2 separate regions of the Homo sapiens genome follow, and region 1 is linked to region 2. A link is a contact called in ENCODE Hi-C or POLR2A ChIA-PET data. All regions are on one chromosome and are shown on one strand. The core of a region is the stretch at or near the end of the contact, and the rest is flanking DNA. Distances in the headings are between cores, read along the strand shown. Region 1 holds the start of ARL6IP6 (ARF like GTPase 6 interacting protein 6). Region 2 holds the start of RIF1 (replication timing regulatory factor 1).

The links. Hi-C counts contacts between places; a loop is a spot of excess contacts on that map. ChIA-PET counts read pairs that join two places held with the same protein, here RNA polymerase II (POLR2A). Pooled maps may share reads with other maps.
Region 1: a loop to region 2 is called in a map of CD8-positive, alpha-beta T cell, with 23 times the contacts of the local background. The contact joins the promoter of ARL6IP6 here to the promoter of RIF1 in region 2. A Hi-C loop is called at or near these places in 4 of 168 maps with a recorded cell type or tissue (CD4-positive, alpha-beta T cell, CD8-positive, alpha-beta T cell and naive thymus-derived CD4-positive, alpha-beta T cell) and 12 of 50 pooled maps. POLR2A ChIA-PET finds 5 or more read pairs at or near these places in 1 of 52 experiments (BJ).

Annotation. Positions count from the first base shown.
Region 1 is chr2:152,717,008-152,720,015 of GRCh38, reverse strand. It overlaps ARL6IP6 (ARF like GTPase 6 interacting protein 6), which reads right to left and starts at 1,396. Exons shown (of 4, transcript NM_152522.7): 1 at 992-1,396. The coding sequence starts at 1,391. It overlaps PRPF40A (pre-mRNA processing factor 40A), which reads left to right and starts at 2,555. Exons shown (of 26, transcript NM_001365597.4): 1 at 2,555-2,786. The coding sequence starts at 2,577. RefSeq lists enhancers at 886-1,085, 1,136-1,185, 1,226-1,425, 1,656-1,745, 1,766-1,835 and 2 more and a silencer at 2,056-2,155.
Region 2 is chr2:151,407,715-151,413,432 of GRCh38, reverse strand. RIF1 (replication timing regulatory factor 1) reads right to left here and starts at 3,531. Exons shown (of 36, transcript NM_018151.5): 1 at 3,400-3,531; 2 at 2,906-3,019; 3 at 2,095-2,173. The coding sequence starts at 3,009. RefSeq lists enhancers at 3,459-3,618, 3,223-3,921, 3,922-4,620 and a silencer at 4,324-4,618.

The DNA of each region.
Region 1 (3,008 bases), core at 147-2,646, 1.3 Mb before region 2:
ATTCAGTTTACCATTTTATGAAGAGGTAAAACCCACATCAACTGGCCAAAGTGTCTTCTGTATGAAAATCAAGCATTGTAAGGTTTTAGATGCCATGCCATCTGTAGCCCACTAAACGCTGGGAAGCAATGAGGACAAATAAAAACTGGAGTTAAATAGATTTAATTATATTTAATGAAGTACAAAAATAACACTTCAGTGACAATGTTTTGGGTGCTTTTCATACAACAAAGTTCTTTTGTTTTTTTTTTTTTTTTTTTTTTTTCAGTAACTTGGCAAAGGTCACAAACTAGTGAGAATGGAAATTTAAACTTAACTCTGCTTCTTTCCACTATAATATACACTAGCCAACTAAATTATACAACCGTATGCCTTGCAATAAACTTCAACCGGCCAATATTTCAACTTCAGACAGAAAAACAAAATTATTAGAGGACGAGTGGACTATACTTTCTGCAACAGAACTCCGTGCACTACACCTGGATACAAACTTAAAAACTGAGAGGCTAATTATTTTACCTATAAAAGAAGAAATTTGGACTATGCGATGAAAATCTTTGTCCCTCAAGATTCTGTGTAGAGGAATTGGTGGACAGCACATCTTTATTTGTGGATGAAGGCCATTGAACATGGCCTATTTTAATTATATGCACTTTTCACTGTCTCCTTTTAATGGTGGGTGTTTCGCATTTTGTTTAATCTTCACAATATTTCATCCCCAGTGTTCAAGGACTTGAAGATATTTCTTCAAGAGTACCCATTTAATCAAACGATCCTTTTTAAAAATACGTCTCCTGATCATGGATCAGGACGCTCCACTTAGAAAAGGCAAAGGGCGGGAGAGCAAAGTAAGATGCAAATGAGGACTCTGGGTGAAAGCAGCTGCCAGCCTGAGGGCTTAGCGCGAGGGAAAGGGAGATGGGTGGAGACGAGAGCCACACCCTGGCTCAACTTTACTCTGGACAGACTTTCAAGGCGTCGGCTTCAATACCTTTAACGATCAAGTAGGCGATGGCGAGGAGGAAGGCGAGAAGAATGGCGAAGAGCAGCGAGCAGAGAATAGAGAGGACCTGGACCGGCCACCGCCGAGGCTGGGCTCTGCTGCCCGCGGCCGCGGGAAAGATACCATTGCGCTTATCGGGCAGAACGGGCGACCCGTTCCCGTCCGGCGGGAGCACCGAGCGCTTTCTGGGCTCTGACCACGCCCCAGCCGAGAACTCCGCCCGCAGGTCGCGGGCCACTTGGTCGCATCCCTCCTCCTCGTCGACTTCGCCTTCACCCCAGCTGTCCCCCTGAGTAAAGGAGGAATACGATGGCCGAGCCACAGGGCCCGGGGTGCCGGGACCGCGGCGCCGCAGAGCCGACCGCCACCCGCTCTCAGCAAACGACATGGCGCGAAACACAACGAAACCCGCGGAGAACGAGCCTCTCCCACCTGCCCCGCCCCGGGTCCGCAACAGCCAATCCGCGGCAGTGGCCGCTACCACCAGGCCTCAGAGCCCAGGGGTAAACCACGGAGAGCAAGGGTGGGCGGCGGGTTGCAAAGGAAGCCGCAGGGCCAAAGGAGAGGCGGAATGCGCTTCGACCAGAGCTCGACCCCAGGGCTGTAGCCGGAAAGGGGAGCAGGAAAGCGCGCAGGGAGAAGCGAGCGGAGGCCGAAGGCTGTCGAGTATCCACTCCCTGCGGGGCTTCGTCCCGGCCGGAGACCTCCGCCACCCCCGCGTCACCAACGGGAGCGCGCGCCCCGACAGCCCCAAAGCCTCATCTTTTCGACGCCGGGTCCTAGCGCCCGCTCGCGCCCTCGGAGACACATTCCCGAACCTATTTGTCTTCTCCCTTCTTCCCCACTACGCTCACACTCTTCTCCAGGTTCCCCCATTAAGGGCACCTCTCTACCTGGCGCTCTCGCGGTTCCTTAACTGCTCACCCCCATCTCCCTTTAGTGTGGTTCTCCCCACCCGTACTACAACTTCCCTCCCGCTACTCGACACGCCTCCTTCCCCAGGCGCGCGCTCTCCACCTGGTGCGTACGGAGATCGAACCCTCTCCTCCGAACCCCTCCTTTCGCCTTCCCCGCCTCCTCCCCTCCGCCTCGAGCACCGCGCGCGCGCATTCGGTCCCAGCCACCGCTAACACTACAGGCTGCTTACCCCCGCCCCCTCCACCCTACCCCTGGCGGCCTCAGGTTTGTGGGGCGTACGTAACTCGGGCGGGGAGGGTGAAGGTGGCAGACCCCCACTGCCCCACCCCCTACGGGGTGAGGCGGTCTAAGCTCGGGAAGCTGGGACACTGTTGTCTTCCCTTCCCCTGGGGAAGTTGGTAGAGTTTTCCCGACGGAGGACTCGGCGCAGAAACTTCCTCCGTCCTCCTCCTCCCCCCCCCCCATGCAGGCGACGCCGAGTGAGGCTGAGGCTGGGGGCGAATCGCCGCAGAGCTGCGTGTCGGCGGCGCATTCTGATTGGACAGCGGGGAAGCCCGTCAGCCTGTTGGCCCCGCTGATCCCGCCCCGTAGCGCAGGGCAGCCTTTAACCTTTAGCCCCAGTGGGCGCCAGCCACTCAGATCGCTTCTTGTTGGTATGTGTAGCGGCAGTGGCCGCCGGCGGAGCAGTCTGAGCCCGACGATGAGGCCGGGGACGGGAGCTGAGCGTGGAGGCCTCATGGTGAGTGAAATGGAGAGCCATCCTCCCTCGCAGGGTCCTGGGGACGGGGAGCGGAGATTGTCCGGCTCAAGCCTCTGCTCCGGCTCTTGGGTCTCTGCTGACGGCTTCCTGAGGAGACGGCCCTCGGTAAGGGATCAGTGGGGCAGGGGGAAGGCGGCACAATGAAAAACGGAGTGAGAAACAGGAAGCTTTCTCCGAAAGGAGAAGAAGATAAGAGTGGACGAAGGAAGAACTCGAGATGGTGGGATATGTTCTGAGGGAGAGAAGTGGAGGGTGGAAATGCACAAAGAGAAGGATGTGAGACCCTGGAAGTTCCCCGTGGGCTTGGCCTAGACAGATGCGTGGTGA
Region 2 (5,718 bases), core at 2,282-4,781:
TGCTTAAAATTGCTTATTGTCCTATTATCAACCTTCCATGTGCATCCAAATAATTTCAGGTACAAATCCTATTTACGAACAATGCAACTTGACTCAAAATGTATGCAGTAAGGCTGGGCACAATGGCCCAGGCTTACTTTGGGAGGCCAAGGTGGGCGGATCACCTGAGGTCGGCAGTTCGAGACCAGCCTGATCAACATGGAGAAACCCCCGTCTCTACTAAAAATACAAAAAAAAAAGTAGCTGGGCGTAGTGGCACATGCCTGTAACCCCAGCTACTTGAGAGGCTGAGGCAGGAGAACGGCTTGAACCCAGGAGGTGTTCAAGCCATTGCACTCCAGCCTGGGCAACAAGAGCAAAACTCCGTCTCAAAAAAAAAAAAAGTATGCAATAGAATTCCTGATCCTATAAATACTCAATACACGAAAGTGCATGTCTTCACATCTAATTATTATAATATGGAATATGATAATGAAGAAAATGGAATAAACACTGATATTAAGTAACTAGCACACAATAAAGTTTCTGCTTACACAAAAAATGTTGATGACTGTGACACCACCAAGAGTAGGCAGTATCTCTGTTAATACTTCGCCAAAAATCACGTTAAAATGTACATGTCTGGATGAAACACTTGTTTAAAGGCACACGGCTGGGCACGGTGGCTCACACCTATAATCCTAGCCCTCTGAGAGGCCAAGGCGGGTGGATCACCTGAGGTCAAGAGTTCAAGATCAGCCTGGTCAACATGGTGAAAGCCCGTCTCTACTAAAAATATTAGCTGGGTGTGGTGGGGGCATGCCTGTAATCCCAGCTACTCAGGAGGCTGAGGCGGGAGAATCACTTGAACCTGGGAGGCAGAGGTTGCAGTGAGCTGAGATTGTGCCACTGCACTCCAGCACGGGCGACACAGCAAGACTCTGTCTCAAACAAACAAAAAGCACAAAAGCTGGGCATGGTGGCACCTACTTGTAATCTCAGCTACTAAGGAGGCTGAGGTGGGAGGATCGCTTGGACCCAGGAGTTCAAGACTGGCTTAGGCAACCTATCAAGACCCCCACCTCAATTTTAAAAATTAAAAACAAAAATAAAAGCACAAGAACAAGGTCATAATAAAAACAAACAAAAAAAATTAAAAAAAGAGAACAAGGTCATAAAAATGAGAACTCAAACTTTGGAGATAAAAGTTCAACTTTTTCATTCTAAAAACAAGGAAATTTAAAAGATGTTAAGGATAGTCAGGAAGCCATTAAGTAGGCAAGTGAAGACAGGAACACAGGTCCACAGTATGATGTCAAACATCATTTCCCTAAAGCAAAAATGATAACGGTTGTAGCAAAAACTGAGGGTGAATGAGGAAAAAGAAATTAATGCTACCTAGATTAGACCAAAGACAATTGTAATTTTAGAAGCACTTACTTAGATGTAGATTCCCAAAAGGAAAGAAAACAGATTAATCTCTGATCTCTGCTTTCAAGAGCACAAACTCAGATTCAAGTGCCCCTAGGCAACTTTAGGCAAATTAAATTAATTTCTTCACCTGCAAAGTGATCATTAAGAAATAATCTCATGGAACCATGGAGAGTTAAGTGATAAAGCGTGTAAGGTAATTAAGAAAGTACCTGAGAAGCTTTAAGTAACAATAAAGAGTATTATAATCAGTATTATTGCTGTTATTTTAGATTCAAAGCTTTTGAGTCAACTGGCAAAACTTTTAAAAACCACCAAAAGTGGCTGGACACAGTGGCTCACTCCTGTAATCCCAACACTTTGGGAGGCTGAGGCAGGCGGATCACCTGAGGTCGGGAGTTCGAGACCAGCCTGACCAACATGGAGAAACCCCTTCTCTACTAAAAATACAAAATTAGCCGGGGCGGTGGCGGATGCCTATAATCCCAGCTATTCAGGAGGCTGAGGCAAGAGAATCGCTTGAACCCGAGAGGCGGAGGTTTCAGTGAGCCGAGCCCGAGCCTGAGCCATTGCACTCTCGCCTGGGCAACAAGAGCAAAACTACACCTCAAAACAAAAAAACAAAACCAAAAAAAAAAACCAAACTACCAAAAGTGAAAAACTGTTTAACAAACAGATACATACCTTTAAAACTTTGTACAGCCGAGGAAGTTTTTTCTCAATTTCTGTAATTACTTCTTTTCCTTCTTCTCCAGTCATACGACTTAAAAAGCAGGAAGAACACAAGTTTAAGTAGTTGACAGGAAAAAAAAAAATACTCTCAAAAATACATGTACAATCTTTTTAAAAATTACTTTCTAACTCCTGCAAATGAATTGACCCAGTAGGTAAGGTCCTTAAGGGTATACAGAATATATAATGCAATATATATCAGAAATGAAAGTAGAAAAACCCTCAGAATAAGTTTTTACATCGAGTACATGCAAGTTGTGACAACCTGACTCCAAAAAGACAGAACAGGGATCCCTATTCCTAGTTACTAACGATTTGCTAAGCCTTTCCAAAGGGTTTTACAAAACTTTAGTACATTTCTATGAAAATTACTTTGAAGCATTTTGCAATTAATAAAAATCAGTGTATTGCTCTGTTAAAAAAACTCTGGGTAGCCACATTTTCCCAACACATCGGAGGTTTACACTGAAGACCCCTCCTCCAACAACTACTTCCAACCGAAACTTTTAAAAATCCCTCGCTTGCAAAACACACGTGCATGCTCCCTCGTTCCAAACACACACCTCAAGCGCAGCAGCAGCAGTACCCGGGAACGTCACCTAGAATACATCTCCCCCGCCCCCCAAGGCGTCCGCGACTCGGGCGTCCTCACATTTGCTAGACTTCTAGAACTCACATTCATTCTACGCGCCCCTCCCAACCACCTTCTTTCTCCCCACTATAGAGCGCCCCACTCTCCGCTACGCCCCGTGGCGGACCTCACCTGGTCAGAGTCAGGTAAGCGTCAGTCTGCCCTCCATGGGAGGCAGAAGGGTCTTCCAAAGTCTCCAACAGCGGCGCGAGGGGGCTCTGACCCCTGGCCGTCATGTCGGCCACCCTGAGGCCCGAACCGGAAGAGGAGAAAATCCAGTGACCGATGGAAACAGCCCCGCGGCGGCCCAGTGTGAGTCCGGCCCTCACACCCGCACGCCCGCCCGGGCCTCACAGCCACGCCGCGTCTGCACCCCAGGCCTCCGAATCACCAAACCCCAGCGCGAACCTCCTCCGGCGCCCGACACCAGACACCTGAGCCCACGCCACATTCGGGCCTGGGCCCGCTCCCGCCACCACTTTCCCGGGCAGCTTTCAACAGAGGGAGGAGATCGGCGGAGGGCGGGAGAAGCCCGGGGAACGAGGCATCTCGCCGCGAGGGGGCGGAGGGTGGGCAGACTGAGGGTTCCCCGCGGCCTACCACTGTCACCCCGATATTTATCCCACCTAGGAAGATCAGGACAGGGTTCTCTCCGCCTCTGCCCCTCAGCACCCAGACGCTGCCAGAGCTCGACTTTCCCAGCTCCGGCTGTTTACTCACGCGTGCGGCGCGCTCCCTCCTAGACCAAGATGGCGGCTGGGCGGGCCCAGGAGTGCGCGGGAGTAGGTTAGGCCTGGCGGGAGAAGTTCGAGCCAATCCAACAGTCAGCGGCACACCGGAGTTATCGATCGCCTCCCTTCCCATCCCTTCCCATCCCTTCCCTGCCCAGCTGCCGCGTCACGCCCCTCTGGTGAGCATCAGGTGGTGGTGTTTTGCCTAAGGCGAGAGACTTGAAATTCAAAATGTGAGTTAATTGCTCAGACTCACTAGACTGAACATAGTGGGCCCTCAGACTAAGTGTTCAAACTCCAAGTCCAGTGCTTGTTGAAGTTTTAGCAACAAATCAGTTAGCAAAAGGAGATAACGTACTGTTGGGTTTAAGACTAAGAGCTGGCCGGGCGCGGTGACTCACACCTTGTAATCCAAGCACTTTGGGAGGCCGAGTCTGAGGTCAGGAGTTCGAGACCAGCCTGGCCAACACATGGTGAAACCCCGTCTCTACTTAAAAAAAACAAAAATACAAAAATTAGTTGGGTGTGGTGGCGCACGCCTGTAGTCCCAGCCACTTGGGAAGCTGAGGCAGGAGAATCGCTTAAACCCGGGAAGCGGAGGTTGCAGTGGGCCGAGATCACGCCACTGCACTCCAGCCTGAGCGACAGAGTAAGAGTAAGACTCCGTCTCTCAAAAAAAAAAAAAAAGAAAGAAAGAAAAAGAAAAGAACTGTATCTCAAGCTGGTCTAGATTCCAGCTGGTCTAGGTTCCATGTGACTTTAGCAAGTTAATTAACCTATGCCTCAATTTCCTCCTCTATAAAATAGGGCTTTTAATAGGTGAAGTGAGAAAAGGTTGGAGAGGCCAATGGTTCTCAGGTCTTAAGCGTACATAACAATGGCCTGGGGATATTCGTTATTAAACTGCAGATTCCTGGGCCCCGCCCATATGCATTGTAATTCAGTAGATTTAGGTAGCTCCCGAGGATGTGCATTCTTCTGTTAGGCCCCTGGGGGGTTGAAGGGTGGGATTTGGCCAGGGCTTCTTCCCTAGAGAAACGTCAGTAAACACAATGACAGTCATTTCTCCTTACTGTGAATATGCTGCTCCTCCCCCGCCTTTTTTTTTTTTTAAGACGGAGCCTCGTTCTTTCGCCCAGGCTGGAGTGCAGTGGTGCGATCTCGGCTCACTGCAACCTCTGCCTCCCGGGTTCAAGCGAGTCTCTGACTCAGCCTCCCGAGCAGCTGGGATTACAGGCGCCCGCCACCACACCTGGCTAATTTTTGTACTTTTAGTAGAGACGGGGTTTCACCATCTTGGCCGTGCTGGTCTCGAACCCCTGACCTCGTGATCCACCCGCCTCGGACACCCAAAGTGCTGGGATTACAGGCGTGAGCCACCGCGCCCGGTCTGCTTCTCCCCTTTTCATATGCCTTCGTGCACTCTCCACAACAGACAGGATTGCATTAACTCTAAATCAGACACATGAAGCCCAGCAGCAATGGAACTCTCCATCATGGGTTCCTGGCCCAGGATTTGAGCCCTCACTCACATGTGCTGCAACTCTCAGCTCTAGAAGTGGGATGTTGCTTTTTGCTCTTCTTTGTGTCATCTGCACTTAGCAAAATGACTGCCAAACGACGCAGTACATACATAGTATGCTTATATATATATTTATTTATTTATATGTATTTATATATATTTATATTTATTTACATATATTTATATATATACACACACACACATACATATATACATATACATATATATATATATATATATATTTTTTTTTTTTTTTTTTTTTTTTTTTTTTTTGAGACGGAGTCTCGCTCTATCACCCAGGCTGGAGTGCACTGACCTGATCTCAGCTCACTGCATCCTCCGCCTCCTGGGTTCAAGCGATTCCCCTGCCTCAGCCTCCCGAGTAGCTGGGATTACAGGCATGCGCCACCACGCCCAGCTAATTTTTTGTATTTTAGTATAGACAGGTTTCACCATGTTGGCCAAGATGGTCTTGATCTCCTGACCTCGTGATCAGCCCGCCTCGGCCTCCCAAAGTGCTGGGATTACAGACTTGAGCCACCACGCCTGCCTCTACCCATTCATTAGAACATAAATTCTGTGAGAACAGGGATTTTGCTTTATTTTTTTCATAATTTCCCATTTGTAATGAAAGGACTACGGTGGTCATGTTGCTTGTATTTCTTTCATATGTATGGTTCTTTGATCTTCCA